3 separate regions of the Homo sapiens genome follow, and all the other regions are linked to region 1. The links are chromatin loops, found by intact Hi-C in ENCODE. Cell type or tissue: ovary. All regions are shown on one strand. Each heading gives the region's core, and the rest is flanking DNA. Links, peaks and the distances in the headings are about the cores only.

The links. A loop is a pair of places that touch in the nucleus more often than their neighbours do. Peaks named below come from ENCODE experiments on the same cell type or tissue, not always from the same donor. Only the 100,000 strongest peaks of a DNase experiment are listed, where the experiment ranks them.
Region 2: it touches region 1 in a loop (15-fold over the local background); 44 of 110 quality-filtered maps call a loop at or near these places.
Region 3: it touches region 1 in a loop (6-fold over the local background); 13 of 110 quality-filtered maps call a loop at or near these places.

The regions. Positions count from the first base shown.
Region 1 is chr15:78,613,681-78,623,775 of GRCh38, forward strand. It overlaps CHRNA3 (cholinergic receptor nicotinic alpha 3 subunit), which reads right to left and starts at 7,316. Exons shown (of 6, transcript NM_000743.5): 1 at 7,033-7,316; 2 at 5,096-5,235; 3 at 4,937-4,981; 4 at 3,344-3,453. The coding sequence starts at 7,114. In ovary, for the core only: a CTCF peak has its summit at 4,915 (motif pointing right); a DNase peak (open chromatin) is centred at 4,911; H3K4me3 peaks cover 792 bases.
Region 2 is chr15:78,745,154-78,755,588 of GRCh38, forward strand. It overlaps the pseudogene LOC646938. Among named protein-coding and RNA genes, the nearest start is that of ADAMTS7, 61 kb to the right of the region's middle. In ovary, for the core only: a CTCF peak has its summit at 6,063 (motif pointing left); a DNase peak (open chromatin) is centred at 6,048; H3K4me3 peaks cover 323 bases.
Region 3 is chr15:79,180,226-79,190,660 of GRCh38, forward strand. No RefSeq gene overlaps it. Among named protein-coding and RNA genes, the nearest start is that of MIR184, 24 kb to the right of the region's middle. In ovary, for the core only: a CTCF peak has its summit at 4,347 (motif pointing left); a DNase peak (open chromatin) is centred at 4,356.

The sequences.
Region 1 (10,095 bases), core at 1-8,000:
TGCACATTGTGCACATGTACCCTAAAACTTAAAGTATAATAATAATAAAATTTAAAAAAAAACTGTAAAGCAGTGGCAAACAAACAAAAAAAAAACCAAAAAAAACCACAAAAAAATTAGCCAGGCGTGGTGGCGGGCGCCTGTAGTCCCAGCTACTTGGGAGGCTGAGGTAGGAGAATGGCGTGAACCAGGGAGGCGGAGCTTGCAGTGAGCCCAGATCATGCCACTGCACTCCAGCCTGGGCGACAGAGTGAGACTCCATCTCGGGGTGGGGGGAAAAAAAAGAAGAGAAATCCTTAACAGAGGGTGAATCCTGAGCAATTGAAGTTCTAACTAGGAGAAGAGAGAGAACATGAGTTGGATGATTTTCTCTAAATGTTATTTTCAGCTTCAGATTTCAAAGAAATTCCTTATGATATTTGCTCCTCTCCACAGCCAATTTGCAACATTTTGCTACGCCTCTCATTATTGCTAAAATCATAAATCCTACAGTACTCCAGCTGTTCACTCAAGATTGCCAGCAAGGAAATGGCTATAAAACGCAAAACATGAAGATTAAACTTTTTGCTCATTTTCTTAATTGTAGCTTAGCAAAAATTCTCTACACCCTGCCCAGTTCCCTTAAGAGCATTTGAACCATGTGATTCCTACGACAATTCAGTGCAAGAAGAAAAAAATCTGCAAGCCTGTTGAGTTTATATTGTGTCCCAGTTCTTTGATGACCAGTTTACAAATACAAATTACATACAAGAAACATTTATAAGTGCTGTGTTTCCTTGGGAAAACAGTAAATAAAACATGGACTGTCTTTAGAGTGAGTAAAGACCCACTTTTGTTTTTGCCAGAGACCAGAAAGTGGGATTCAGTATAAAACATAGCTTCTCTAGTCCTGACACTAACTGTAAAATCAATACTACTAATAAGAAAACATTATTTTGTACTAATATGGCATAAAAACCTAGAAGTATTCTTAGCATTAAAATCAGAATAGACTAATTCTACATCAACTGTTTTGCTGAAAATGTTTAAATGTAAATGTAAAAGGTTTAAATATTCAAACATTTTAACTCTAAAATGCAGGTACAAAAATGATATTCTTCAATACCCAGAGAACTAACTAGCATATTGCAAAATATCAACTAAAATTTATGTCAGTCCAATGAAAGAGCTTAAATGTGGGAAGTATCAGTTTTGTGTGGACTTAGAGAAAAGGGAGGGGTTTTGGAGGTGCTATGATGAGCAGGACCTGTCTGGCAGAGGAAGAACCTTTGCAAGAGAGAAAGAGGAGAGGCCTCCCAAAACTGGCGGGAAGATGCACATTCCGGATCCATAGGAGACTGGAAGTGGCCCACTGTGAAGGACTGGCTCGAGAGCAGCTTCTCTCGATGGCAGGAGCCAGGGAAGTCTTTTTAGTCCTGGACTCACCCTTCTCAACTACGACCTGGATGCAGCCACCCAGACGGGCTGGGAGCACGGGGCCCAGAATGCTCATCCTACTCTGTACATGGGAACCTTGCTTCACATACTTGGGGGGCTATCAATCCTTTCTCCAAGGCCCAGACCTTTTCCCAGTGGGAGGAGGCCTGCAGGGTACACCGTGTAGCAGGGTAACTGTCTGATGGCAGGTTTGCTGTTGGGAGAGTAGAGAAGAGGTTTGGGGACACAGGCAGAGACAGGCTGGGGTGCCCAGCTCAGCCCCCTGATCACAGCATCGGCCTCCTGCATCCACTGCCCACAGTGGCCCCAAAGCCACAGTGGATGGCTGAGACCACCCCAGACCTGGCTGTGCCACACATCCACTCTGGGCCTCAGTCCTCATCTGTGAAATGTCAGGGAAGGGCCAGATCAGGGATCCCCAAAGCAAGCTGGTCACACAGCCCCCAGGACAGCTTTGTGAAAACACCCATTCCTAGGCCTACCCAGACCCACTGACTCAGTGTTTCTGTGGGGCAGGACCTGGGGACAGGTATAGAGATTTTTTGGATAACGTAATACATATTAACTTTAGAAAAGACAGTGAGGAACAAAGAATAAAATATTTTGAATTCAGGCACCTGTATTTTTTTTTTTTTTTTTTTTTTGAGACGGAGTCTCACTGTCACCCAGGCTGGAGTACAGTGGTGTGATCTAGGTCACTGCAGCCTCTACCTACCAGGTTCAAGCGATTCTCCTGCCTCAGCCTCTGGAGTAGCTGGGATTACAGGCACACGCCACCATGCCTGGCTAATTTTTTGTATTTTTAGTAGAGATGGGGTTTTGGTATATTGGCCAGGCTGGTCTCGAACTCCTGGCCTCCAGTGATCCTCCTGCCTCGGCCTCCCAAAGTGCTGGGATTACAGGCATCAGCCACCATGCCTGGCCAAACACCTGTATTTTTAAAAAGCTCATTGGGGCTGGGCATGGTGGCTCATGCTGTAATCCCAGCACTTTGGGAGGCCAAGGCAGACAGATTGCTTGAGGTCAGGAGTTCAAAACCAGCCTGGCCAACATGGCAAAACCCCATCTCTACTGAAAAATACAAAATTAGCCAGGTGTGGCAGCACGTGCCTGTAATCCCAGCTACTTGGGAGGCTGAGGCAGGAGGATTTCTTGAACCCAGGAGGTGGAGGTTGCTGTGAGCCGAGATCCCACCACTGCACTCCAGCCTGGGTGACAGTAAGACTCAGTCTTCCCCCCCCCACCCCCCCAAAAAAAAAGCTCCTTGGTAACCATGCCAGTCAGCAGGCTGGGAACCCTGGGACTACACAGCTTAGGCCCACCCAGCTATGATCTTCTCCAACACCCTCATTCTCTTTCAAAGACAAGGTGAGGAGGGACCGTTTACTCCATTCCTGTCTGTTTGCACAGAGCTGCTAACAGATGCTACATTCCAGGTGCCCCGGGCATCTGAGCCTTCCCCCTCCACACACTGGGGTTGGTCCTTGGCCCATGGATCTTTCCAGCCTTATGTCCCACAGTCCAGCCAATGAGGTCACCTTGGCTGCCCATGACATACTCTCCTGCCTCCCCGGGCCCTCCTCTGCTCCATCTCCCTGTCCTGAGATCCTACACAATCTTCAGGATTCACTTCAAATGCCAATTCTTCCTTGAAACTTTCCCAATGCCATCTTCCACCCACCCATGCCTGCTTTGAAGCCACTCAGCACACTGCTGCTCTCTGTGGCTCTCCAACATCTCTGGTACCTGGTATGTAGTAGTTGCTGATTACATACCTATGGACTGAACAAATGAATGCAGCCTTCTTGGAAAAGGCCAAGGAAGGCCAGGTTTTAAGCACAGTGGGCCAAAAACCCAGAGCCCAGGCTGACAGCCCTGAGAGGGCGTGGGCCCCCCAGCACCTTACTTGTTATACAGCACAATGTCTGGCTTCCAGATCTTCTGTGCAGGGACACGCATGAACTCTGCCCCACCATAGTCAGAGGGGTTCCATTTCAGCTTGTAGTCATTCCAGATCTCGGGGAAGGAAGCAGGGAGGGAGAAGGAGACGGTAAAAGAATCAGCCTGGTTTTACTTCCCGTGGCACCACCCATCTTGGTGACTCCCCACCCCTGCTGCATGTGACCGAACCACATCCATGCCATGATCACATAGTCCAACTTCTCCTGTGGGTGTAGTGCAGGAGAGAGCACACGGCTGGCTCTGCGGGCCACCTCCTGGCACTAGGGAAGCCACTGCCCCCATAACCATGAGCAAGCCCAGCCCCTCATCAACCAAACAGGGCCTACTCGTGCTTTCTCTGGTCACTTCTAGTGCCAGGTGGAGACTCCTGGACTTCATGCATCATGTCCAGGTCCATGTGCCTGTTTACAGCCCCTGAATGGCTCTCCAGGGGTGTTTTCCAACATAGACACTCTTTCACCCCAAGGTTAAGCAAGACTGGACTCTGAAAGATTCCGGGGGAAGAATCCATGACCCCTGCAGGGCCCAGGAAGTGTCTGGGTCCAGAGGCTGGGAGGTCTGAGTCCTGAGCACCAGAGGAGAGAGGGGTGAGGCTGCGGCCACAGAGGGAACGTGTGCATCAAGTACTGGGTGGGGCACTGTGCCCATCTGGCTTTCCAACCTCCTGGGGATGAAGGCTGTGTGTGCTGAGTGCTCAGCTGGCCAGGCTGGCAGAAGGGTCACCCGCAGGCCAATGGGCCATTATGTCTCCTGGCAAGTCTGGACAAAGCCTCCCTGGGGAGGACATGTGGAAGGCAATTTCTTGGCCTCGATCTGAACAGGAAAATCTACTCCCACGCTACCAACAACAGCAGCATCTTATTCTGACTTAAGAATGAGTATAGGGGCTGTGCACAGTGGCTTCTGCCTGTAACCCCAGCACTTTGGGAGGCTGAGGTGTGTGGTTTGCTTGAGATCAGGCGTTCGAGACCAGCCTGGGCAACATGGCGAAACCCTGTCTCTATAACAAATCCAAAAATTAGCCAGACGTGGTGGTGCACAGCTGTGGTCCCAGCTACTTGGGAGGCTGAGGCAGGAGAACTGCTTGAACCCTGCTGGTGGAGATTGCAGTGAGCCGAGATCACGCCACAGCACTCCGGCCTGGGTGACAGAGCGAGATCCCGTCTGGAAAAAAAACTGAGTTTTTAGCAAGAGGGAGAGAAGGAGGTGTCTCAGGCACCACCCCAGGGTTTGGGGGCAGGGCTTCAATCTCAGGTTCGTACTCTTCTGTTGTGTGAACATGGAGAATGTCTTTCTCCAGGCTGCAACCTGTCCATCTGGGACTTGAGGGGTTGGGCCCTACAGTCCTTCCAGGGGGACTGTAGGGCAGTGCATGTGACCTCAAGCCTTAGAAGAGATATATCTGCCAGTCAGTGGACCCCAATCTGGGTTCCACAGAAGTAAATGAAGCCTGGTCTTTAGGCCTTTCTTGGTTCACCTAAAGCAAATAAAACAGTCACCACCAGGGGGCAGCAGTGCCTAGGGTCTGGTCACTTACTTGCTTGAGCCACAGGTTGGTCTCCATGATCTGGTTTACTTCATCCTAGAAAGAGGAATTAAAGTTGACAGGAGAATTACAAAACAAGACTAATTCTGGGAAAGGCTCCTCCAGAAGCCCCGGTCCCCATGGCCACGGCTCGTGGCTTCCAGCACTCACCACCTTCACCAGCTGAGACATGGACACCTCGAAATGGATGATGACTGGGTCAGACACGTTGGCTACAGGCCGGATGATCTCATTGTAATCTTCAAACAGCCGCTCAAATAGACGGTGCTCAGCCTCTGAGGCCCTGGCCACTGTGGGAAGCAGCCCTGTCAGTCCCTGGGGAAATCGTTACTTAACCTCCCCCACCCAGCCCAGCAGAAACATCACCCATCTACAGCATCCCCTCCACCTGTGGGGGGATTCTGTGGAACCCTAGACTTTCAGGCCAGTCTAACCCAGTGGGTTACAAAATGGGAAACTGAGGCCCAAGAGGGGCAGGATTCTACCTGGCCACACGCATTCAGTGAGAAGCACAGTGGTTGCAAGCCTGGGCTCTGGAGTTGGACAGATCTGGTGCAAATCCTGACAAATCACTTGTAAGCTGTGTGAGCTTAGGCAAGTGGCTTAACCTCTCTGAACCTGTGTCTTTACCAGTCAAAATAAGGATTATAAACGTATCCACCTCAAAGGGTTGTTGTGAAGGAAGTGCACAGCTTGGTGCTGCGGTAAGAGGTCAAGAACTATTCGCAATCTTTTCCTGGGTTGTTTCTGCCGGGTGGGGGTGTGGGGCAAATGCTGTCTGCCTGGGTACAGCCACTCACTGCTTCCACGATGGAAAGATGGCCAGTCCGCTCCCAGGGGCAGGGCCAACCACGGTCGCCCAGGCCCAGGTCTTCTACCTCCCAGCCTCCGGGAGAACACAGCCCAGGTCTGGGCCTCTCCTGCATTCCACCCTGTAGGGGTGGCCACCAGCCCTCTTAGAAGCCAAGGCACTGTGTGACTCCCGTGATCTCGTGTGACCCCCAGCTCTTGCTGATGCTGTCTTCATATCCTGATGAAAGACTCTGACCTCTGCAACCCTTGGGCACCCCTCTTTGTTCCTAAGCCACACCCCAGCACAAGTGAGGCATACCGGGTCAGCTGTCTTCTGATTCCCACGTACAGATCTGGGGGCAGCTTGGGGAAGCGGGAGGAGAATCCTCTAGGAAGTTGAATCCAACTTCCTCAGGTCTTGAAATAGGATTTTTCCTGCTCCCCACTCTCCTTCCCCAGGATGAAAGAAGGGTCCCAGGCAGGAGGTCGGTTGAGAGCGTATGGCGTTCTGAGTAGTGCAGGCCTCGGCACCGAGGGCGGAAAGCGCTCTGAGCTCACAGCCGCACGACAGACCGCCGGCCTGGGCCCTCCAGGAATTCCCTGCAGCCTTGCCCGGTCCCCGACTCTCGCTACCCACCAGCCCTCCCAGGCACCCAAGAGCCTCCCAGCGGCGGGCCAGGGCCGGCTTCCCCCAGCAGGCTCCTCTGGAGAGCGGGAGGAAGACAGGAGGCGCTCTCCCGGTGGAGGGTCCCTCAGCGACGCAGCCAGGAGCGCTAGGAGGCTACAACCGGAGGAGAGGCTGGCGCTCCAGCTCCAGCCCCAGTCCCGAAGCGACTCCCCTCTTCCCGAGGTGGCCTTGGCCAAGTCTTCAGCCATCTCCGTCAAATGAGGAGGTGGGCGGGATGCAGACGGTGGAGCGGGAGGCTTGGGCGCGCCAGTTTGGGAGCCAGTGCGCGGGGCAGGGCGACGGGCAGCGCGGGGACGCGAATCCCCAACTCCTGCGCCCAAGACGAAGGACCCGGTCTCGACCTCCCCATCACCCGGCGCGTACCAGCGCCCGCTCAGTGACTCCCAGGTTTGGTGGTGGCTAGGGGTGGGAGGTGAGCCGAAAGGGAAAAAGCCACCCCACCCAAGTCGCCGCCGGGCTGGAGCCAGTCTGCGCGGGTTCCGAGTCCCCGGCGACGGCGCCAGCCCTCTCCGCTCGCCCGCGCGGTGTTCTCGCCGGCAGCCCCTCCGGACCCCGCGCCCCTTCTCGGGCGCCCGTCCCTCCGGAGCCCTAACGCCTGTGCGCGTACCTGGCAGCAGAGACAGCAGCAGCAGCAGCAGCAGCCGCGGCGGCGACAGCGCCAGGGGCAGCGAGAGCGGGCCAGAGCCCATGGCTGGTGGCCGGGCTGGCCGCGGACCCGGACGGTCGGGAGCGGGCGCGGCGGTCGCAGAGACGGCCTCTCCCCGCGCGGCTCCAGCGCAGACCCCAGACCTGGAGCCGTGCGGGCGGAGACGCGCGGGGCTCCTCTCCGCTTCGCCGCCGCTGGGTTTCCAGCGCCCTCGGACCCGCGGGAGGACAGGAACCATCCGGAGTGAAGCTGCGCCAGGCGCGGGCGGGCGGGCGGGCGTGCGCGGGGCGGGGCGTACGTGCGGTAGGGGAAGGGGCTCCAGGTCCCAGTCCCCAGCGCCGGGCGAGCTCCTTCTCCGCCGGGCTGGGTGCTCCGGCCGGCGGCGTCCGACCAGATCTGAGCAGGTGCTGTCACCACCACCAGGAAGGAGAGGGACTCAGTTTCTGTCCCAGGTTTCCGGGGCGTGTGCAGCTCCCGCAGGGGGTTGGGACCACCGGGCTAGGCGGGCGCCGTAGGAGAGACGCTAACACACCCTGGGAAGGACGCCTTGTGTATCTCATGCTATTAAATAATTGTTAAATATTTTAGCCGGGAGCAGTGGCTCACGCCTGTAATCCCAGCCAGCACTTTGGGAGGCCAAGGCGGGCGGATCACGAGGTCAGAGACCATCCTGGCTAACATGGTGAAACCTCGTCTCTACTAAAAATACTCTACAAATTAGCCCGGCGTGGTGGCAGGCACCTGTAGTCCCAGCTACTCGGGAGGCTGAGGCAGGAGAATGGCGTGAACCCGGGAGGCAGAGCCTGCAGTGAGCCGAGATTGCGCCACTGCACTCCAGCCTGGGTGACAGAGTGAGACTTCATCTCAAAACAAAACAAAACAAAACAAAAAAACTTAGATATAGTACTGGTATTTTTTTTTTAAGTCCTTATAGCTTAGGGGTGGGTGGAAGTTAGTTGAAACAATATTGGCTATGAGTTGATAATTGTCGAGGCAGGATGATGGTACCTGGAGGTTTGTTATACTGTTCTCTTAACTTTGGAATACGTTTGGATTGTTCCTTAATGAAAAATTTTTTGGGGTGATCAGACCCAACCCCAGGCCATGGGGGTGACAAAGTCAGGCGGAGTCAAAAGAATGAGAAAAGACAAGAGAGAAAGCGGGACCAGGCGGCCAACGTATGGAGGCTACGAAGGCCCCCAGCTGTGGGAGCCCACGCTATTTATTGGTGATCAAAGAAACAGGTGGTGAGGATGTGGGGGTTGAAAGGAAGCGGTGTATCAAGCAAATGAACTACAGCTGTGACGGTAGTTCACCTCCCATCCCAAAGTGCTGGGATTACAGGCGTGAGCCACTGTGTGCAGCCTCATCTGCTCTTCTGATGGAGCAATCTGAGAGGGCAATGGGGTTCCCACCCTAGTCCCCTGCAGAACCTGTCCCCTTCCCCGCCACCATCTGCAACCCCAAGAATGTGCACTGATTGGCCAGGCAGGGTGCCCTGGAGCCTCCTGCCCTCTCTGACCACCCACCAGGGATGGGGGGCACCTTGATGTTGGCTTCTTTGACATCCTTTTATTGCAGGAGGAAGTTCTGTCATAAACTCTCCTCCTGGCATTCAGCAAATGGAGAGTCACCTTTATCATTTCCAGAATGTGCTGTTTACCCATATTAAAACCAAACAAAAGGAGACAGTTTGTGGAATGGAAAATGTAAGAATTGGGACCCACCTCTCAGGCCTCCAATTACAGCATTCTCAACTCTTGGCAAATGTCCCCCATTGGGACAATACTGTAAGTTATATATCCAACAAAGGACTTGTATCCAGAATGTATAAGGAACTCTCAAAACTCAACACTAAGTGTAGATGCATATGAGGGGTCTTACTGGGGTGATGCAGATGTTCTAAAACTGGATTCTGGTGGTAAGCTTACGACAACTCTTTGAATTGTACTTCAAATGGGTGGATTTTATGGTATGTAAATTATACCTCAATAAAGTTGTTTTCTAAAGAAAGTCTCAATGGTAAGAAAACGAACAATTTTTTAAATGAGCAAAAGAGTTAAACAGACTCTTCACCAAAGAGGTATACAGAAGACAAAAAAAAAAAAAAAAGCACGTGGAAGATGTTCAAATCACTAGCCATCAGGGACACGCAAATTAAAACCAGGGTGGAATCCAGTTGCTGAACAACTGGATCTCTCATACTTTGGTGGGATTGCAAAATGGTATAGCCACTCCAGAAAACAGTTTGACAGTTTCTTTCTCTTTCTTTTGTTCTTTTTTTTTTTTGACAGAGTCTCGCTCTGTCACCCAGGCTGGAGTGCAGTGGCACGATCTCGGCTCACTGCAACCTCTGCCTCCCAGGTTCAAGCAATTCTCCTGCCTCAACCTCCCGAGTAGCTGGGATTACAGGTACACACTACCACACCTGGCTAATTTTTGTATTTTTAGTAGAGACAGGGTTTTACCATATTGGCCAAGCTGGTCTTGAACTCCTGACCTTAGGTGATCTGCCGCCTTGGCCTCCCAAAGTGTTGGGGTTACAGGTGTGAGCCACCATGCCCGGCCTCAACAGTTTCATATAAAGTTAAATATACACTTACCATATAACCTAGCAATCACCCTCCTGAGTGTTTAAATAAATGAAAACTTTTATTCATACACAATCCTATATGTGAATCTTTATATTAGCTCTATTCATAATTGCCAAAAACTGGAAACAGCCTAAATGTGCGTCAACATCATACCACTGAACACTCCTCAGCAATACGAAAAAAACCCAACTTGATTGAATCTCGAAGGCACTATGCTGAATTAAAGAAGCCAGTCTCCAAAGGTCACTACTGTATGATTCCATTTAAATGGCATTCTTGAAAAGACCCGACTGTAGTGAAGGAGAAAAGATATGTGGTTGCCAGGGGCTAGGAGTGCAGGGAGTCAGGACTCTAAAGGAATAGCAGGACGGAGTTGTTTTGCGTGACAGATCTTTCCTGGGTCCTGATTGTGATGGTGGTTATACCAATC
Region 2 (10,435 bases), core at 1,725-9,724, 130 kb after region 1:
AGTGGCGGGATCCAGCCTTCCCAGCTCTTCTACATAGAGCCCAGAGCTAGCAGGGTGGGCTGCCTGGAGAAGCAGGCACTCCTGTGGGCTGGAGAACATGAGCAGTGGTCCCTTTGGGAAGGTGGAAGAGGCTGTGGTCAGTGGAGGCCATAATGGGGCAGAGGTTGGACAGAAGGGGCATGATCGGGGAATCTGAGACCCAACAGAGACTGGACTGAGGACTCTGTGCCACTCAGGCAGTGGAAACTGAGCTATGGCTGGGACCCATGGTCCTGAGTGAGGCCTGGCCAGTCTTGGAAGCTGTGCCAAAGGTGGCTTCATGTAAGGGTGCATCTGAGCACTTTTTTTTTTTTTTTTTGAGATGGGGTCTTGCTCTGTCATCCAGGCTGGAATGCAGTGGCACGATCATAGCTTACTGCTGCCTCAAACTCCTGGGCTCAAGTGATTCTCCCACCTCAGCCTCCCAAAGCGCTCAAATTATAGGCCTGAGCTACAGAGCTGGGTTTTAAATCTTAATATCTCCTCCTGGTCTGCTTCCCTGGCTGACACACATGCTGGCATCCTGCGCCTAGACAAACATGTTTCTGGACTTGGTTCCATTTGTTCTGACGGGCTTCTCTCTCTCAATGACCGCACGTTACATTATTTGGCTATTCTTACACATTTCCGTATAGAACTGAGGGTTAGTGTATTAATGTCAAAGTTCTACTGGTTTTTCGAGGCTGGGTGGAATGTTTGGGTTAATTTAGTTGTGGGCATCTTGACAATATAGGCTTTTCCTCCAGGAATGGTGATTCTGGGACGCAGGTTTTGCACATTCTGGTTTATTGCTTGGCTCGCTGCCACAGAGGGATGGCACTGCTCCACACACCATGCCCTAGAGATGTCCCACCTTATCTGTCTAAATCAAGCTGGATGTTCTCAGCTGACAGGATATCATATCAGTGCTGTGGGGACTCACTCCCCTCAACCCGAGACGAAGTGAGGTGGAGACTATGGAGCAGATCCGTGCCGACTGCATTTGCCCTTCCTGACCCGCACTGCTGCTGGGTGGGGCTGTGTCTGAGCTGATAGAGGGCATTGATTTGGGCATGGGGAGGGGTCAGTACTGGAGAGATGCCCCTCACCTCCCTTAGCTCCTCCTGTCCACTCAACACTTGGTCACCAAGGTCCCCGACTTCCAGGCCTCAGTCACCACTAACGAGGTGCTGCATGGGAACAAAGCGTAGGCCCACAACCTGGAGTTCAGGTCACTCCTCCTTCCAGTTGAAGCCTCTATCCCTCCCAGGTGATTCCAGCCTCATTTCTCCATGGGCCAAATATCCTAAACAAAGGCCTGGACAGGGGGTCTTTATCCGAGTGCCCAAAAAGCACATGCAGAAAGGCTCTGCATGCCCCCTGTGGCCTGCCAGAGGTAAGAGCCTGCCCGTCAAAATGCACAATCCTGGTTCTTGCAGGGAGGTGAGGAGGGGAGGAAGAAAAGGTCCATCTCATTCTTTCATCAGGAACCTAAACTTGGGAAAGCCAGATATAGTACATTTCTTAATGATCCTGATACTTTTATAACTGGTTACAGCTGGGTCACATGCACAACTGTTTTCTAACATCTTTCAACTGGCCACATAACACCATGTAATTTATTTTTTTATTTTTATTTTTTAAGGCCAGGGGGAGTGGCTCATGCCTGTAATTTCAACATTTTGAGAGGCTGAGGCAGGAAGACTGCTTGAGGCCAGGAGTTCGAGACCAGCCTGGGCAACACAGCAAGACCCTGTATGCAATGGAAAACAACCCTATTTCAAAAAAAATATTTTTTGAGTACAGTGGCTTGATTACAGCTCACCGTAGCCTCCAACTCCTGGGCTCGAGTGATACTCCCACCTCAGCAGCTGGGACTCTCAGAGCACACCCCCACATCTGGCTGATTTTTTAATTTTTGGTAGAGATGTGGTCTCACTATGTTGCCCAAGCTGGTCTTGAACTTCTGGCCTCAAGAGATCCTGCCAATGTGACCTCACAATGCACTGGGGTTGCAGGCATGAGCCACCATGCAGCCCCTGCAAAATCTAACTGTCCTTCAGGTGCTCCTTTTGGACCTCCTAGCTAGACTGCCATTGGCAAATGCCAGTTTATTATCCACCCACATGTATGTTAATGGATTTCCCATGTTTTATTTGTCTAGACCAGGCTTTCTCCACAGCAGCACTGTTGATGTTTAGGGCTGGACAGTTCTCTGTTCTGGAGCTGTTTGCGCCTCGCAGGATGTTTAGCAGCATCCCCAGCCTCCGCCTGCCACATGCCAGCAGCACTCCTCAGTGTGACAGCCAAAGTGATTTCAGATACTGTCAAATATCCCCAGGGCGGCAAAATCACCTCCAGTTGAGAACTGCTGACCTAAAACCCTCTGGAACAATGTTAGATCATGGTAATGATAGCGCATACTGCTCCTGACCTTAATGGGAATACCTCTAGCATCAAAGTATACTAGTACCTGTATACTACTGTCTGGGCTGTTATTAGTACACTGTATTAGTCCATTCTCACTCCGCTATGAAGAAATACCCAAGACTGGGTAGTTTATAAAGAAAAGAGGTTTAAATTGACTCACAGTTCTGCATGGCTGGGGAGGCCTCAGGAAACTTACAATTATGGCAGAAGACTCCTCTTGCCAGGGCAGCAGGAGAGAGAAGGAGAGCCGAGCAAAGGGGAAAGCCTATAATAAAACCAACAGATCTCGTGAGAACTCACTCACTATCACGAGAACAGCACGGGAGAAACTGCCCCCATGATTCAATTATCTCCACCTGGGCCCACACCCTTGACACGTGGGGATTATTGCAATTCAAGATGAGATCTGGATGGGGACACAGAGCCAAACCATATCATATCCTTTATATTAGCATACTGTATCAAAGTATAATTTTCTTTTTTCTTTCCTTCAAGAGAGAGCCTCGCTCTGGCTCTGGCTGGAGTGCAGTGGCACGATGTCATCCCACGGTAACCTCTGCCTCCTGGGTTCAAGCAATTCTTGTGCCTCCACCTCTCAAGTAGCTGGAACTACAGGTGTGTGCAACCACACCCAACTAATTTTGATTTTTTTTTTTTTTTTGAGTACACATGGGGTTCGACATGTTGGCCAGGCTGGTGTCAAACGCCTGGCCTCAAGTAATCCCATCACTTCAGCCTCCCGAAGTGCTGGGCTTACAGGCATGGGCCACTGCACCCAGCCTGAAGTATAATTTTCACAATGTGAAAAGCTTGACTTTCATACAGATAATGAAGGAATACGTATAAGATATTTTCTTTAATTTACAAGGGAGTCAGCAACACGGTGAAGCTAGTTCAAGGAGCATTTTGAGAGACAGTGTCTGTAGTGCTCCAGGAAGGGCATTCCGAAATGCATTCTGAGATAGAGACAAAACTTGTTAATATCCTATAGGGAGGCTGGGCATGGTGGCTCACACCTGTAATCCCAGCACTTTGGGAGGCCAAGGTGGGTGGATCACCTGAGGTCAGGAGTTCAAGACCAGCCTGGCCAACATGGTGAAACCCCGTCTCTACTAAAAATACAAAAATTAGCCAGGCGCGGTGCTGGGTGCTTGTAGTCCCAGCTACTTGGGAGGCTGAGGCAGAAGAATCACTTGAACCTGGGAGGTGGAGGCTGCAGTGAGCCGAGATCATCCCACTGCACTCCAGCCTGGGTGACAGAGCAAGATTCTGACTTAAAAAGAAAATCATATCGGGAAATAAAAACGTCACCTTTGGGAGTTATCTTTTCTACTGGACAGAAATCTGTAAGCTAACATATATACATATTCTCCAGTATATTCATAACATATTCTGTAGTATATTTCCCTGCACTAGTGCTTTTCAAAGCATGGTCTCAAATTGGAAGCATCAGCGTCACCTGGGAACATAGACATGCAATGCTTAGGCCCCACCTCAGTCCTACTGAGTTAGAAACTCTGGTGTGAGGCCCAGCAGCCGGTTTCACAAGCCCTGCAGGGCATGATGATGCACTCTAATGTGTGAGGACCACGGCTCTAAATAATCAATCTTTAATAGTAAAACAAGTATCTATGAAACAATGCTCCAGTATGACATTAAAAGGGCACACCATCCACCTTTTAACTTTATTTCTCAATTTAGATATTTTGTCTGATGTTAAATTTGCTGTTTTGTTTCTCAAATACTCTTAAGACAGTTTTCATCTGTTCCTAATTTTCTCTTTTTAAATAAAAAATGGTTTTCCAAATCTGTCCATTTTACTCTTCTTTAACCTATTGATAGGATGAAGTAAAAGTTGAACCATTCTTACCTTTTTTTTTTTTTTGAGACGGAGTCTCACCCTGTTGCTCAAGCTGACTGAAATGCAGCGGTGCAATCTCGGCTGACTGCAGCCTCCATCTCCCAGGTTCAAGCGATTCTCATGCCTCAGCCTCCTGAGTAGCTGGGATTACAGGCACCCGCCACCACGCCCAATTCATTTTTTTTTTTTTTTTGTAGAGACAGGTTTTGCCATGTTGGCCAGGCTGGTCTCCAACTCCTGACCTCAAGTGATCTGCCTGCCTCAGCCTCCCAAAGTGCTAGGATTACAGGCATGATTACCCACATCTGCCAGCTTGGGCACGGAGCCTGTTTCAAGAGCCCCCAGGCTCAGCCATGGAGCCTGGGGGACTTTGGGACCGTGGGGGCTGGCCCTGGTACCTGCGTCCAGCTGGGATGCTCTGCACCTGCAGCCAGGAGTCATCCACGGGCCCCCGTGGGCGTGCTGACAGTGGTCGTGTTGATGTTCACCGATGTTGCTGGGTGCCTCCGTCAGCACGTGGCGCTTGCGCAGCATCTCGCCGCCCCACTGTGCCTTCTCTGCCAACTCCTCCATCAGCGTGTTCTGGTCCCCATGCGAGTACAGGTTGGACAGCAGCTCTGAGAAGATGAATTCCTTGGTCTGAGAGTGGGCAAAGAGGGAAGGAGGTTGGGACCTGATACCTGTGCCACCCTGGCCACCCCGCTGGGCCCTGCTAGGACTGTGTGCTGGACTTGGAGCCCCAAGTATGGCTTTTCAGATGCGGCTTCTACACTGCTTCAACTTGAAGATCTGCGTCCCCACTGCCTTTTCTCACTCAGATGGGGACACTGAAGTCCAGAGGAAAAGCCACCTGTCCAAGGTCACAGATCTGGAAGGGGACCCAGGACCTGTCATGCCACCAGGACACCTGTCTACTCAGTTTAAAAAAATTTTTTTTGGAGGTAGGATGTCGTTCTGTCACCAGGCTGGGGTACCGTGGATGAGATCACCACTCACTGCAGCCTCAACCTCCTGGGCTCAAAGTGATGCTCCAACATCAGCCTGTTGAGTAGCTAGGACTACAGGCACGTGCCACCACCAAGCCCAGCTATTTTTTAAATTTTTGTGTAGAGACCAGGTCTCACTATGTTGCCCAGGTTTGTCTCAAACTCCCGGGCTCAAGTGATCCTTGACTTGGAAGAGCCCTGTGTTTCTGGCCTGGGCAGCCAAGTATTCAGGAACCCTCCCTGGCCACACGGTCATTGCCTGTTCTGGGCCACCCTCATCCGTATATCCCCTGGACCGCAGCTGTTGGCTGCTCTGACCCTGAGAGCCGATTTGGACAATGGGAGCTGAGGTGCTGGCTGAGGCCATGCCAGGCTTCCTGGAGGTCATCGCTATTTTTAGTCTTTTACTGGGGAGTGTGTTTGTAATAGTTTCAGGCTTACTAATAGCACCAACAAGAGTGCCCTGATTTCTGCCAAATGAGGAGGGATATGGGAATCATATTTGCGGGGGAAATTTGATTCTGAGTCCTGGGGTGAGCCTGGGGGGTTTCTGTTCATCTCGTGTTGGGTCAGGATTGCCGAGAGTGACAGGGAGTGAGCTCACCCATGCCGACAGCTAGGGCAGTGTTGGGAGCGCCGCTGCCCTCAGTTCTGTACTGGGTCCCAGGCGCTGCCAGGAGGAGCCGAGGCGAGTGGGCGTGGCTCTGGCGAGTGCCCGCCCCTTCCCTGGCACCGCAGGCCGACCTGGCCCCTCCCACACTGCTGGGCCTTGCATGGTCCTGCAGCGCCTCCTTGTGAGCGGCTCGCGGTACGGTCTCCCCTGCAGCTTGCTTTAGAAAGCGGGGTCGCCACACCAACAGGTGCTTTAAAGAGTGCCAAGGCGGTGGCAGGCTCCCCGCTGTTATCAAGACTGCAGGGGCCCATAACCCGCCTCTGGGCTGGAGCCTCAGTGTTTTAATGAGCTTCCCAGACTAGTGGTTGCAAGGAGGCCAGTCCTGCAGCACAGCGATTGGCCTTCAGAAACACAGGGAGGGAGTTGTGTGGTCAGCTGCATTCAGGAGACGGGAGTTACACAGGATTGAACCACGTTCTGCAGCAGGACTTCTAGGAGCCTTTTAAGGCGCTGAGCATCGTCTCCCAAATTTAGCTGACCATGGGACACCTTCTCATCTCCCAGAGGAACCTTCCAGGCCTGAGGCAGAGGTGGGGTCTGGCTTCCCGGGTGCCAGCCTGGGCCGAGGGGTCTCTGTCAGCTCCTGACTGAGGAGCAAATGAAGAATTATACTTCGGGCTCGTGTTCTGCAGCACAGGAGTGTTGGGCGCCGTAGGTTTGGGGTTTGTGGGGGCTGTGGGCTGACAGCTGTTGGGGAGAAAGGACTGGTGGTGGGGACCCTGTGCCCCGTTCACACGGAGCCTCCTCCCACCTGCTGGGGCTGGCAGCCCGGTCTGCAGAGCCAGGCAGGAGGCGGAACCTGAGAAATCCACACGCGGGGACCCCTGTGCTTGGGCGTTCTCTGTTCTCTGGTGCTCCCATGTTCCAGAACACACACTGGTGAATTCGGAATTTAAATAAAGCTGGCCTTTCTGACCTTAAGCCTCTGGATGAGAGTTAAGCATGTCCAGGTAGTAGTGGGTGTTTTGAAACATAAAAGGTTGCACCCTCGTGTGTGCCTGTGTTAAAAGGAGCCCACGCAGCCGACAGCAGCAGGAGCAAATGGCCTGCTCTGATGGGGACAGGCAGGAAGTCCTTCGGGGCATTTCTGTTTCATCACAGCTTTTCCTGGGGCTGGTGAGTCTGTTGGGCCTTTGGTTGACAGGGAAGCGCATGAGCCCATGTTGGTGGATACAAAGCATCTGGGGCCTGGCAGAATCCAGAGAGGGGAAGATGGTGGCCCCAGTGTTGGAGGAACTGGCCTATTTTGTGATCCCCAGAGACCAGTGTGACTGACCCATTAGTGCTACAAATCCATAGCCAGGCCTCAGGACAGCTTTTGGTTTTGTTTTTATTAAGCCACTGACCAGTGGTTAGGAGCAAGTGGATCATAACCTTAACATTTTATTGAAAATTGGAGCCCTGACCTGGGGATGTGAAACCCACGAGCTGCACATTTCTCTGTAGACTGCATCTGGACACTTGTCACATTGCCGACTAGGTCTGACAGTCATCACCAGGACTGCCTGGGCCTGTGTTCATTCCCAGTCAATGAATCCTGGGACACAGACGTCCTGGACTCGTGCCCGGTGCCAGGCCTCGTGCCTGCCCAAGGATGCAGACATACCCACCATCACCATGCAAGTGCCAGGAGCTCTTCTCAGCGCTTATGTGTGGGAACACGAGTAATCCCACACCCTAGGAGGTGGCACTACTGTTACCCCAGTGTGCAGATGAGGAATCAGAGGCCACAAAAGGCAGTGACTTCAGTCACACAGCAAGCATGTGGCAGAGCTGGAGTGCAGGCCATCATTCTGAACCTGCCTCTTGCTGGGCCTTTGTTCCTTGTCACCTCTCTGCAGAAGGTGGGCCTCGTCCCCTGCATCAGGCCCCCAGCCTGGCCAGTGCTCTTCCCACCCTGCCCCAGGCCACCTGCTGTGCCTGTGAGGGCTGTGTGTGAGCACTCTCTGGAGCGCCGCTGATTCTCTTGTCTCTCCCCTGCGTCCTGCCAGGAAGCTGATCAGTATCTCCTTTGGGGACCTGAACCCTTTCCCCGTACGCCAGATCCGGAACCGACGTGCCTACCACTTGGAGAAAGTCCGGCTGGAGCTGACCGAGCTGGAGGCCATCCGTGAGGACTTCCTGCATGAGCGGGACACCAGCCCTGACAAGGGTGAGCTGGTCAGTGACGAGGAGGAGGATACCTGAGTGGGCTCCGGGACGCTGCTCTTCCTGCCTTCACAACCAAAGTGTGCCCAAAGGGTGAAAGTGCACTTAAAAGCCAGAATGTAACGTGTGTGGCCTCTGGGGATCTGCTGGGCAGATGTCCCAAGCCAGGCTGCCCTTCCTCATTTCCCACTGTGCGGGGGGCAGGGGTGGGAGGTCTAATCTGTTTACAGCCATTTCCGTGCCATACTTTTGGTTATACATATCTCAGTCACGCTTTCTGCCTGATTGGTGGATCCTCGGGCTTACCAGTGGCTATTTGCAAGAGCCTGTTTCCAGCCTCCGTCAGCCTGTCGGTGCTCTGACCCTCTGAAACCTTGCTTTGCTGGGCATCTCCCCATATTCTCTCTCCTGTACATAGTGGGCAGTGGTGTGTGGTTTTGAATGGCAGTGCTATGAAGGATGCCCACTATGCTTCAGGCACCTGTAGGCCAGAGGGTTGCTGCCTCAGGCATAAGGTCGGTATGAAAAGGGGCTGCCTTAGAAAAGCAGGCACATCCTTTGTTCAGAAATGGCCACTGTAGAAAGCCCGTGAACCTCCCACTGGTGGCTTTAAGCTGCCAGCCATGCCCCATTTCTAGAATAGCCTGTGCTCTTCCACACACAACTCTTCCAACAGTGGCTCCCAGCCTGCATGGGGAGGGCCTGGCTGCCCAGACACCCACCCTCACTTCTCATGGCCAGCCTGTGTTTGCAGATCACTGGGCTGCTCTGTCCCCAGCTTGCCCCATGCCTGACATGGCTCCATGAGATTCTGTGGAATGCCCTTCTTGACTCGTGGAAATCATTCACCAAGTACGATGGGATGGGATTCCAAGTAAACAGTGGACCGTCATATTGCAAAGCAGGCCCACGCCTGGGCTGGCCTTGGTTGAGGGGATGGAGGAATGTTTTCGGGGGTGCTTTGCAGGGCAGTGGTGCAGCCGCAGTGTGAACGGTCTTGGACAGCTGAAAACCATGGCCTCCTTGGGGATGGCCAGTGCTCCTGGTGTCTCCTCCACCTGCCTGGGTTGTGCAGGAGGCCAGCTGCCAGTGCCTGGGGCTGGGAAACTTTTTTGCTTGGGGCAGGCTTGGGCGAGCTCTCCCAGATGTGTGCCCACCCCACCACTGCCTGGAAGCATCCTTGTTCTCTGCCAGGATGCAGGGTCACTGTTGCCTCTGACACAGCAGTTTCTGGGAACTCAGAGGACTGCCTTTCTGAAGGCTGGGGAGAGGCTTTGAGCAAGGAGCTTGTTTTTGCTTAATCCCTCTAGACCATCCCTGATGCGTAGATGTGAGAGGATGTTTTCTGGCACAGTGTTATGAAAATACAGGAGAAACAGTCTCAGTGGAATGTTTCATATTACCCGAAAAAAACTGGAAACCATCCTCTGTTGATACGAACACACTGAGACTAAGAATTGAAGTAATGCAGTTTTAAGAAGTACTTTTTTCCTATTATTTTTTGCTGTCAACTTTCTAGCAATGCCACGGCAAAGTTGGTGTTTCAGCACATGCTAGAGTGAGCTCCGGCTTCGTGTCTTTAGCGGAGTTGGTTAATGTTTCACTGGGTAGACGGAGCTGGCCTCTATATTTAGCCAGAAGCCTTTGCCTCTTTTCAGGCATCAAAAATGGGTGTTGTCATTGTCTTTGAGAACAGCAATTTGAGGTCTGACTCCTTCAGTTGTCCTGTGAGCTGGGCGTTGCAGTCCGCTCGAATCAAGTGTTGGAAACCCCCCACCCCACCCCTCAGCCCATCGTGAAACGACAGCTGTCAGCCTGGGGGGTGGCTGCTGAGGAGGTGCAGCAGGAATGGGGCTGGGCCCGTGGGCCAGCACCAGCTGCCCTTAGGTTTTACTTTCCAAGCCAATGGCCCCTGGAACATGCCAGCACACACTGCCATGTCCTGGGGCTAAGAGCTGCCTTTAGGGACAGGCTCGTGTTGTCCAGTTTGCCCTGAGAGATGCACCTGACCAGGGGCCCGTCGTGGCTGCAACCCACGGTGGTATGTTAGTGTTTCCAGGCAGTTGTCAGCAGCTGCCGGGTAGTGTGTGTGTGCGACAGCAGGAGAGTTCCTGGAGGAAAGGGACTGGGGACACTTTCTCAGAGGTTCTCCTGCCTGGAATCAAGTGATGCGTGTCCAGAAGGCAAGAGAGGGCGGCTCCGCCTGGTTAAAGTTTGGGAACGGGACGGAGCCAACTCCTCCTTCCAGGACTGTGGGCCCCACTCTTTTGCGCTAACACTTCCCCTCCCTCGGGTCACTGAGGAAAGAGCTGCTCTGTC
Region 3 (10,435 bases), core at 999-8,998, 570 kb after region 1:
GCCACCATGCCCAGCTAATTTTGTATTTTTAATAGAGACAAGGTTGCGCCATCTTGGTCAGGCTGGTGTTGAACTCCTGACCTCAGGTGATCCTTCCACCTCAGCCTCCCAAAGACATTAATTTTTAAAATTTAAAAAAAAGTGCTAAAGTAAGATACTGTATTTTGACTACAGTTGGCTATGCCCACTGGCTCTTTCTACTCCATCGTCCCCTTCGTCACACCTGCTGTCATGTCTGTGGCACTGGAGGAGTCAGTAACATTCATACTGTGGTACAATGGCTGGCCTAGCCCTTCAGGGCCCTGGCACCAGCGGTCTGGCAAGGAGCAGGGTGTGGAGAGAGTATTCCTGGAAGCCCCTCCTACACTCGAAAAGGCTCACAATAACTTAACTCTAAATCGAATTGATGGTGAACCTCACTAACACAAGCTAAATGTTCCCCCAACTCAAGTTCTCCTTGGCTAGAACCCAAAATGCACAGGTCAAGCCTTGCCACGTGGGCTCATGGTATTTTAAGGAGCCTAAACACATTTTCTTTTTTTAAAGATAGAAGAGAAATTCAAGTACAAGATACAAAAACTTCATTTAAAAAAGGTGAATAAGCTCAAACATGTCATTATAACTACAGTTTGGGAAGACATGTTGGAATGTTTCTGTAAAACAAGAGAGAAATCACAGACTCCTGGTTAGGACATACTTGATGGAAACCTTTTTTTGGATATCTTTAGTTTATTAAAGAACTGAGAGAATATTCAAATACAAATTAATGAAATTTGAAACAAAAGCTATAAAGATAAGCAACAAAATTATTCTGTCATCAAGGAGTGAATTACACACATATTGTATATAATTTATTAAGAGGAGATGAACTTTAAATATAAGTAATGGGTTGGTTCTTGGATGGTTTGCTTATCCAATTAATGAAGAGGAGAAAATCATATGAATATATTTATAAAAGATTTATATTTCTTGCTGATTTGGAATGAATCAACATTGACAAAGATAACATGAAACCTACAATATGCTGCTACCACAAGTACATTGGTGACCAGGTGTTTAGTGAGTGCCATCAATTTAAAGAGAAATTATTGCAAAAGAAACCTGAAATGCCTTGAAATCTTGCAGTTTTTATATAAAAGATCCTTGATCCTTGATTTGAGGTTTTCCCAAATTGATAACAATCCTAAAAATTGTTTCTACAAATAATAAATTGTGAAATTATCAATAAATATTTTTTACTGATCTACCTGTGAAATGAAAGACTTATTTTAATGTTGTATTTACAAGAAAAGGTGGCATTACAAATTATTATCATATCAGAGGCTATCAAAGATTAAACAAACAAAAATACATATTGTAGAAAAGCATTTTAGAGGCAATTCAGGAATATTAATAAAAACGTTATTTTTCTGACTTTCTTGAGCTTGGTAATATTTTCAGTTTTAAAAATTGTAATTTGGGCCGGGCACAGTGGCTTACGCCTGTAATCCCAGCACTTTGGGAGGCCGAGGCAGGCGGATCACTTGAAGTCAGGAGTTCGAAGCCAGCTTGGCCAACATGGTGAAACCATGTGTCTACTAAAAATACAGAAAAATTACCTGGGCATGGTGGTCAGCACCTGTAATCCCAGCTCCTCAGAGGCTGGGGCAGGAGAATTGCTTGAACCCGAGAGGCGGAGGCTGCAGTGAGCCAAGATCACACCATTGCATTCCAGCCTGGGCGACAGAGTGAGACTCTGTCTCAAAAAAAAAAAAAAAGTAATTTGTTCTGATTTCTTTTCTCATTCTAAATTAATATTAGATTTTGTACTCGATTTTGGTTTTGTATCCTTTTGTTTAGAGAGGCTTCTACTTCCTCTTGCCAGCGCACGTGCACACACGCACACGTGCACACCACTGAGTAAGCTTCAGTTTCCAAAGAAACTGGAACTGCCCAAGCTCACCCTTTCTGATTCTAGGCCACTGTCACTTCCTTGGGTCTTCCCTGACTCCCTGGTAGAGGATAGTGTCCTCAGCTCTGGGCTCCCACACGACAACGAGGCAACTCTCTCATTGCTCGCTCACGTGGTATTGTGTGTATTCGTTTCTGCCTTCCCCAAGGGCAAGAACTTTACCTGGTGAATCTCTTTAGCTGTACCCAGCTTGGGGGCTGGCCTTGAACACACACATTTAAGAATGTGGGAGTCTTGGGGGAGAGAGCCCCATGGGTAAATGATGACAATCCTTGGTGCCCATGGCATCCGCACTGTGCACACTGCCTCCCTTCAGCCTCCGCCCCTCTGACTTCCGGGAATCTTCATGTAATTTTTCTTTGCTTTTCTTTTTCCCTCCCTCCCTCCCTCGCTCCCTCCATTCCTTCCTTCCTTCCTTCCTCCCTTCCTCCCTCCCTCCTTCCCTCCCTCCCTTCCTCTTTCTGTCTTTTCTTCCTTCCTTCCTTTCTTTCTCTTTCTTTCTTTCTTTCTTCCTTCCTTCCTTTCTTTCTCTTTCTTTCTTTCTTTCTTCCTTCCTTCCTTTCTTTCTCTTTCTTTCTTTCTTTCTTTCTTTCTTTCTTTCTTTCTTTTCCTCCCTCCCTCCCCTTCCTTCCTTTCTCTTTCTTTCTTCCCTTTCTTTCTCTCTTTCTTTTCTTTCTTTCTTTCTTTTTCTCCCTCCCTCCCTTCCTCCCTCTTCCTTTCTTTCCTTCCTTCCTTCCTTTCTCTCTCTCTCTTTCTTTCTTTTCTTTCTTTCCTTCCTTCTTTTTCAGAGACAAGGTCTTGCTCTGTTGTCCAGGCTGGAGTGCAGTAGCATGATTATAGCTCACTGCTACCTCAAATTCCTGGGCTCAGGTGATCCACCCACTTCAGCTTCCCGAGTGGCTGAGACTACAGGTGTAGGCCACCATGCCAGGATATTCTTCAAAAATTTTTTTGTAGAGATGGGGTCTCACTATGTTGCCCAGGCTGGTCTCAAGCTCCTGGGCTCAAGCAATCCTCCCACCTCATCTCCCAAAGTACTGGGATTGAAGGTGTAAGCCGCAATTCCCAGACTTTGTGTAATTTTTTTCTTCTCTCCTTGCTCTCTGGAAAAGATCAGATACTCACTCGCTCTGGGATTCAAATGTCTAATTTTAGATTAAAATATGTGGCTTCCCAGAGGTTTTAGTTTTACCATGGGAAAAGTCTTCAGCCCCAAATATTGACACTCTTAGTGGTGAGCTTGCAGACATGGTGAATTGGGGAGGGGTTTGGGTCCCAGGCAGCCTCCTGCCTAATCCAGGTGTCAGGCTTCCTGGGGTCTGTGGAAGGTTGACTGGTGTCAAGGAGATCAGGCTGGGGATGTCCAGGGAGTCTATAGTGGGAAAGAGGGAGGGAGGAGCTGAGTATGAATGAAGGGATGGAGATGTGTACCCAAGAGACAGAGGCAGTGAGTGGACCACAAGGAGAGGCCTGGGTCAGGGGTGCTCTGGGGGTACCCATAGTTTTCCTGCTTATTTCTAGATTCCCCTGGAGAGACTGGAAGACCAAGATAATCTTATCTGTGAGAAAATCTGGTTCATTTTTCTCTCTTAAACAGATCATTTGAGCCTCAGTTTTCTCATCTGTAAAATGGGGAGGTAATCCTTACACACAGTGACAAAGTTGGGAGAGGCAGATTAAATAACAGATGTGACTGCACTGAACATACACAGGGCTAATCCCTGGTGCAACGTAGGTGCTCCATTATTGTGCATGGCTGACGCTGTGAAGGAGCCCGCATCTGAAGTCAGATGTGCTTGAATCCCAGCTGGGCTTGAATCCCAGCTCTGCCCTCCTGGCTGGGGGTCTCTCCAGCCTCTCTCCTCTTATCAGCACCATGTGCCTTTGCCAGTTTGGAAACACTTGAGTGTTTGAAGCCACAAAGATACCTAGAGTAGAGTTGTGTGGAATTCCTGATCAGGGATTTTCAAAGTATTTTAGGCACATAACCCTTTGTTTGAATGAAATTATACATTGAAGCTTAGTGTGTCAAACAGGTAAAATGGGGCTGGGCTCGTGGCAGCACAGAGTGAGGGGCTCAGAGGCTCTGCTCACTCGGAGGCCTGAAGACAGCCTCTGTGTCTTCCCCAAGAAACCTCCCCAAGCAACTTCCGCTACACCCAAAGTTCCATTGTTGGAAACTGATTCTAGTCTAAATGCCTTACTTGTGGTTGGACAAGGGAAACAGGATCATGGACAAGGAAGATAATTGTCCAGGATAACTCAAGAAGTCCTTTGCTTTCTCTTGGACTCAGTTTCCCCATCTGTAATCAGGAGACGAACTGAGATCTCCCCTATTTTCAAGTGCTTTCTGGCTGTAACTCCAGTCTAATGCATGATGCAAGCGCCACCTGGTGGTGAGAAAGGGCCCTGGCAGCTGGAGAGAAACCCTGCTATTATTTCTCCAGGTTTAGGCAAATGTGAGCTTTTACGCAAATGATCCCACCTTCGGCCAGAGTGCTGCCTGTCAGGATTATAGGGCTTTCAGGCTCCTTCTCCTATTCCTCATGCTCTCACACTGAAAGGAGCATCAAGAAGCCCAAGAGAGGTATCAGAGGCAGCTTGAAAATATTCCCCTGGCTCTGCCACTAACTCCTGTGTGATCTTGGCCATCCAAGTCCTTTCCCCTCTCTGGGCCTCAGCTCCTACATCTGCAACCTGAGGGGGTTAGGTGAATCCAGGGTTCTTAACTTGAGATCTATGGATCCATGGCTGGGAATTCTGTGAAACACTTGAAATTTTAAGAATTTTGTGTGTGTGTGTGTTTGTACAAGGTATAATTATGCAGTTCTGGAGGGGAAGAGTGGAGCTTTAATTGCCTTCTTAGAGAGGGCTGTTCCTCTGAAAGCGTTCTCTGGTCTAGATGAGCTCTGAGGGCAACCAGGGCCCAGGAATTCTAGGAGCTTCCCCTTTGGAATGCTTGTTCACTCAGACAACCCGGAGGATTTACATTTGGCAGATGCATCCAGCTCGACAGTGGCGTGGAGACGTGCTAAGAGGGCCGGAGGAAAATGAAAAGCAAAAGCTCTCCAGGTACATGCATTCGACGGCCAAGGAGATGCTCCTCAGTCCCCAGCAGCCCTGAGTCAGGTAGGGACCAGAAGCTGGTAGCTGAGCCCTGGAACTCTGCAAACCTCCACCAGCTGAGGGCGCTGTCTGGGCCGGCCTTCCTTGCTTGCTTGCTTGCTTGCTTGCTTGCTTGCTTGCTTGCTTCCTTCCTTCCTTCCTTCCTTCCTTCTTCCTTCCTTCCTTCCTTCCTTCCTCTCTCTCTCCTTCTCTCTCTCTTTCTTTCTCTCTCTCCCTCTTTCTCTCCTTCTTTCTCTCCTTCCCTCCCTACCTGTTTCTCTCTTTCTTCTTTCTTTCTTTCGACAGGGCCTTGCTCTGTCGCCTAGGCTGGAGTATAGGGGCATGACCATGGCTCACTGCAGCCTCCACCTCCCAGGCTCAAATGATCCTCCCACTTCAGCCTCCCAAGTAGCTGGGACTACAGGCGTGTACCATCATGCCCAGCTAATTTTTTAATTTTTTTTTTTTTGTAGAGACAGCGGTCTCCCTATGTTGCCCAGGCTGGCCTCGAACTCCTGGGCTTCAGTGATCCCCCTGCCTTGGCCTTCCGAAACACTGGAATTACAAGTGTGAGCCACTGAGCCCAGTCTGCCTGGGCTTTCTTGCCTGGATAGGCTCACCGTGGTCCCTGGGGAACTTCAAAGACAGGAAGAACAACTGGCAGAACTGGGAGGACGCTAGTCCCCATGATGCGGCCTCTTCTAGGCCACAGAGATGGTCTTGTTGTCCCACCCTCACTCTTAAAGCCCCATTTGCTTTCGGAACCACTGCTTTCTGCAAAGCATCAAGCAGTAGGTGAAGGAGGAGGAGAAAGGCATTAGCCCTTGGGTCTCTAATCTGTGCCAGGTACTGTGCTAAGTATTTTACCATAACGAGTTCATCTGATCCTCACAATAACCCTGGGAAGTTGGATTACTCCCATTAGATATTTGCAGACTTTGAGGCTCAGAGACATTTACTGACTTGCCCCAAATCATAAAACCTGTAGATGGCTGGGCTGGGTTTTAATCATGTCTTGCAGCATGTGCAGGATTTGGAGAGGTTTCCCAAAAGTGGCTCTCAGGGCTTCAGGAGGCCTTCACACCTCAGACCTGGGCTGGAGGCACGGTAGCTCTCGGATGCTGATGCTGCTTCCAAGCAGGCAGATTTAGCGATTGCCCCAGCGATTGCCCCAGCGATTGCCCCAGCTGGCCTTCAGACTCGGTTTGGAGGTCTGAAGACAGCCTCTTTGTCTTCCCCCAAGAAACCTCCATTTGCCCCCCATCAGCTAAAATTGCCCATTTCTTCTTTATTTTTGCTATTTGGATTTCTCTTTTCCTGGGGTGGTGATGGTGACCCAGAATCTGACCCTGACACTCCCTGGACCACACCCTGCTCTGCTCTGTTGCTGGGCTTGGGAATCACCCATGCGGAAGTCCACACCTCCCCTCCAGGGCCTTCAGACTGACAGTTTTCAGGGACCCCTCCCTACACGGTACAACAGGATCACACCTGCCTGAGAGCTGGAGTTTGCACAAGCCTGGTGCCTGCCCTCCCTGTGCTCCGGGCCCACCGGCCATGGCAGCTGAGGGGAGACTGGCTGCCGCCACTCACCTGGCTTGACCTCCCTGCCAGCCTTCGCACTTGGGGCTTCCCTGGGCATTTGGGAAACCATCGAGCTTTTGGATGTCATGCTTCTTTTTGCACATGGGACCTGAGGGAGCCAGGGCCCTGGACATGCCCCGCATTTCTGTCTAGAAGAGAGTCTCCCAATCCCCTTACCACCACTTCAACAAGCATTGTGACTGGGTCTGATACTACCTGTCCCTGCCCTCCGCCTCCCCTCCCCTAGTCACTGCTGCCACCAAATCATCTTATGTCCATATTGGACTATGAAGACAGTCCATTACGATGAAGTTGATTCATTCACATGTTCCACATATATTCACTGAGCACCGACTGTATGCCAGTATGTCCTCTGCTCAGGATACATTCTTGTTCTGTTTATTTTTGTATTGTCATGCTTAGTGCAGGTCTGGACACACAGTGTGCATTCCCTGCATTTGCTGAGTAAATGAATGAATGGCTGAATATTGGACTTGTAGCCGACTGAACCCTTTTAATCATTGTTTCTAGATGCTGCTCTTAAATATCTGCCATCCTGAATATTGTTGTAGTCGCTTCATTGAAATGACAGGCAGGATTTTAACTTTGTCCCCAACAAATGTAACATGCTCGTACCAGGTGTCTTTCTGTCCCTCCAGACCCACTGTCACCTTTTTCCACCCCGCTTTCTGCCCCAGAAACTGACCTGTATGGCCAGGCTCACCCATTCTTGCGCTTCTTGTTGGGTTTGGCCAATGGGTGCTCCAGCTGGAATCAGAGAGAGGGTGGGGGTGTTTACTCCGCTCACTTCCTCCCAGGGTGGTCACCTGTGTCCTTCAACCAAAGGACACTGTTTCCCTTGGTGGCCTCCTTTCTATGCTTCTCTCTCCCTCTGGGTTTTAACAACTGCTTCCTCCCCTCGGCCCTTAGGCTTAGGAGTGGTAATGGCTTTGCAATTGCTACCCTGGGTTATAGCACTATCTTCAGATTCTTTAAATCTCAAGCACACCTTTGTAAATAGTCCCTTTAGAAAGCAATCCATCCTCACATTATCCCAATTTGAGTGTATTTTCTGTTATCACTGAGACCCTGACTGATATTACAGTCACCCAGTGACCAGCCTCAGCTAACAACACTGCTGACAGTTGTTGAACACTAACTCTGTTCCAGGCACTTTACAGATACTATCCTTTTTATTCTTTTCTTTATATTTTTACATTTTTTTGAGACAGAGTCTCACTCTGTTGCTCAGGCTGGAGTGCAGTGGTTGGATCTCAGCTCACTGCAACCTCCGTCTCCTGGGTTCAAGTGATTCTCCTGCCTCAGCCTTCCCAGTAGCTGTGCCACCACACCCAGCTAATTTTTTTGTATTTTTAGTAGAGACAGGGTTTCATCATGTTGGCCAGGCTGGTCTTGAACTCCTGACCTTAAATGATCTGCCCGCTTCAGCCTCCCAAAGTGTTGCGATTATAGGTGTGAACCACCATGCCCAGCCCTCTTTCTTATTTTTTTAAGAGATGTGGTCTTGCTCTGTCACTCATGCTGGAGTGCAGTGGCATGAACACGGCTCACTGCATCCTTGATCCTCCTCCCTCAGGCTCCTGAGTAGCTGGGACTATAAGGGTGTGCCATCATGCCTAGCTAATTACATTTTTATTTTATTTTTATTTTTACTAGAGACATGGTCTCACTATGTTTCCTAGGCTGGCATCAAACTCCTGGACTCCCGCGACTCTGCCACCTTGGCCCCCTAAAGTATTGGGATTACAGGTGTGAGCCACCTTACCTGGCCTATACAATCCCTTTAAATTCTCTTGTTGGTTTAATGAGGGAGAGGCTCAGTTGAGTGTTGGAACTAATACTCACAGCCTAAGTAATTTGCGAAACATAACTAGCTAGTAAGTGCTGGAGCTGGGATCCGATCCTGGGCAGATTCAGCTCAGAGTCTGTGTGCTTAATGACAAAGTGATGCTGCCGTACAGAGGAGTCTGTCGTCGACTTGTTCAGTATTGTACTCAACTTCATGACAGCTGCAAATTAGATAAGCTTCATCCAAGGCACAGCTACCGTCTAGTTAGTGGCTCTGACCTCCTTCTAGATGTCAGTTGTCTTTTATCAATAGCCTTTGGCTAGAGTTGTTGAACTGGTTTCCGATCTACCTGGATGTATAACTATCCATTGCTCCAATGTCTTCACAGGGTTACCATGCTATGTACCTCCCTGAAATCTGGATGAAAAGTATCTTCAACAAATTCCAAACTAATCTATTAAACTTATAAATAAAGGAAAGGGATTGAGTCTATAATGACCTTTTTTCAGTTAAGTCCTTTTCTTTCTTGGAATTTTCCCTTGGCTTCCAATTCACTTCCTTCAGTCAAAACCTTTGATGAATGACCCTTCCGTCGTCACAGTTTTAGAATCATGGGCTCCACTTGCTTTCTTCTAACCAATGCTACCTTGGGTGAAGTCTGCTGAGGTCAGATGCAGGTCAAGAGAGAAACTAGAAAGAGTTTCACAGTTTTATGACACTGATAGTCCTTTGGTGAGAACATGGCACACCAAGCTGGGCCACTGGAACACAAGGGTTGGCCATAAGGCAGACTGGCCCGCTATGTTTGGAGGTGGTGCCCCTGCAAAATCCCATCCATTGTGGCTGGTTTGGGGGCTATCTAAAGTCTCTGGATGTTTTCGGGTACTGCAGGGTTTACATGGGAGCAGCTAGTAGCCATCCTGTAGATGTTAAAGATCAATTTTCAGACAGTAAAAGTATGGTTCATACGGCACTCTACCTCAGAAGTCTACCAAGCCAGAGCCTGAATTTCTTGGTCTTGCTTCGAGCTGGTATCTGGCCTCAAACTTTCCCACATGGATGATCAGGGAGATGAATGATCATCATTTGGGATGAGGGAGTCAAACAAATCCATGCAGATGTTGTCTTAGAGGCCTCTCATGCCTTTGTTCCTTATAGTTAAGGCACCCCACCCCTCACTGTAAGGGTTTAAGCTACTTCTCTGTTGAGACAGCTAGAGCACAGCCATGGCCTCCTACTAGTTCTTGGCAACACACACGTTTGTGAGCCAGGAGAGAAGATGGAACCTGATTCCTAACCCAATCTCTGGGTCACACGGGCAAGTACTAACATTTACCAAACCCACCAGAGTTCCCCTTGAAGGCAGCGAGAGGGGCGCCTACGTGGTCGACTTACAGAGCTGGTGTTTTCACTTCAGGAGTGTGGGGAAATCACTGTTTAAAAACACGGGGAGGGTTTAGTCCCACGCTTTATGCGAATCCTGTGTTCTGAAGGGAGAGACAGCTTTGAAGCTGCTGCTGAGAGTGCCTTGTGATTATACAAGCAGCAGTTGGCTAAATCAATGCTTTTCATGTTAATTAGCTCTTCATTAGAGCAGGGGGCTGCCCCAGAGGAGTCAGGAGCCGAGGGGCCTGCTAGCCAACCCCGTCACCCCGGTAACTCCATCCTAATTGGAAGGCAGATGTTGCGGCTTCCAAGGCAGATGGAGAAGGTGAAACTGTGCCTTCTTTCATTCTCCCTCCACTGTTCCTGGGGAGGGGGCTTGAGGAGGTGGAAGAGAGGGAAGGGCTGTTAGCAACACCTGACCCTGGCATCGTCGTGCTCTAGGCCTGTGGAGGGTGAGCTTCCTTGGCACAACTCCCCGTAGCTTCGAAGACCAAGACCAGAGAACATGCTGTCTGGGAAGGCTTCTGACTCCAGGGAGGGAGTGAAAGCAAGTTTCCAAACCAAGGTTGAGTCAACTAAAGTATAGTCACCCCTGGAGT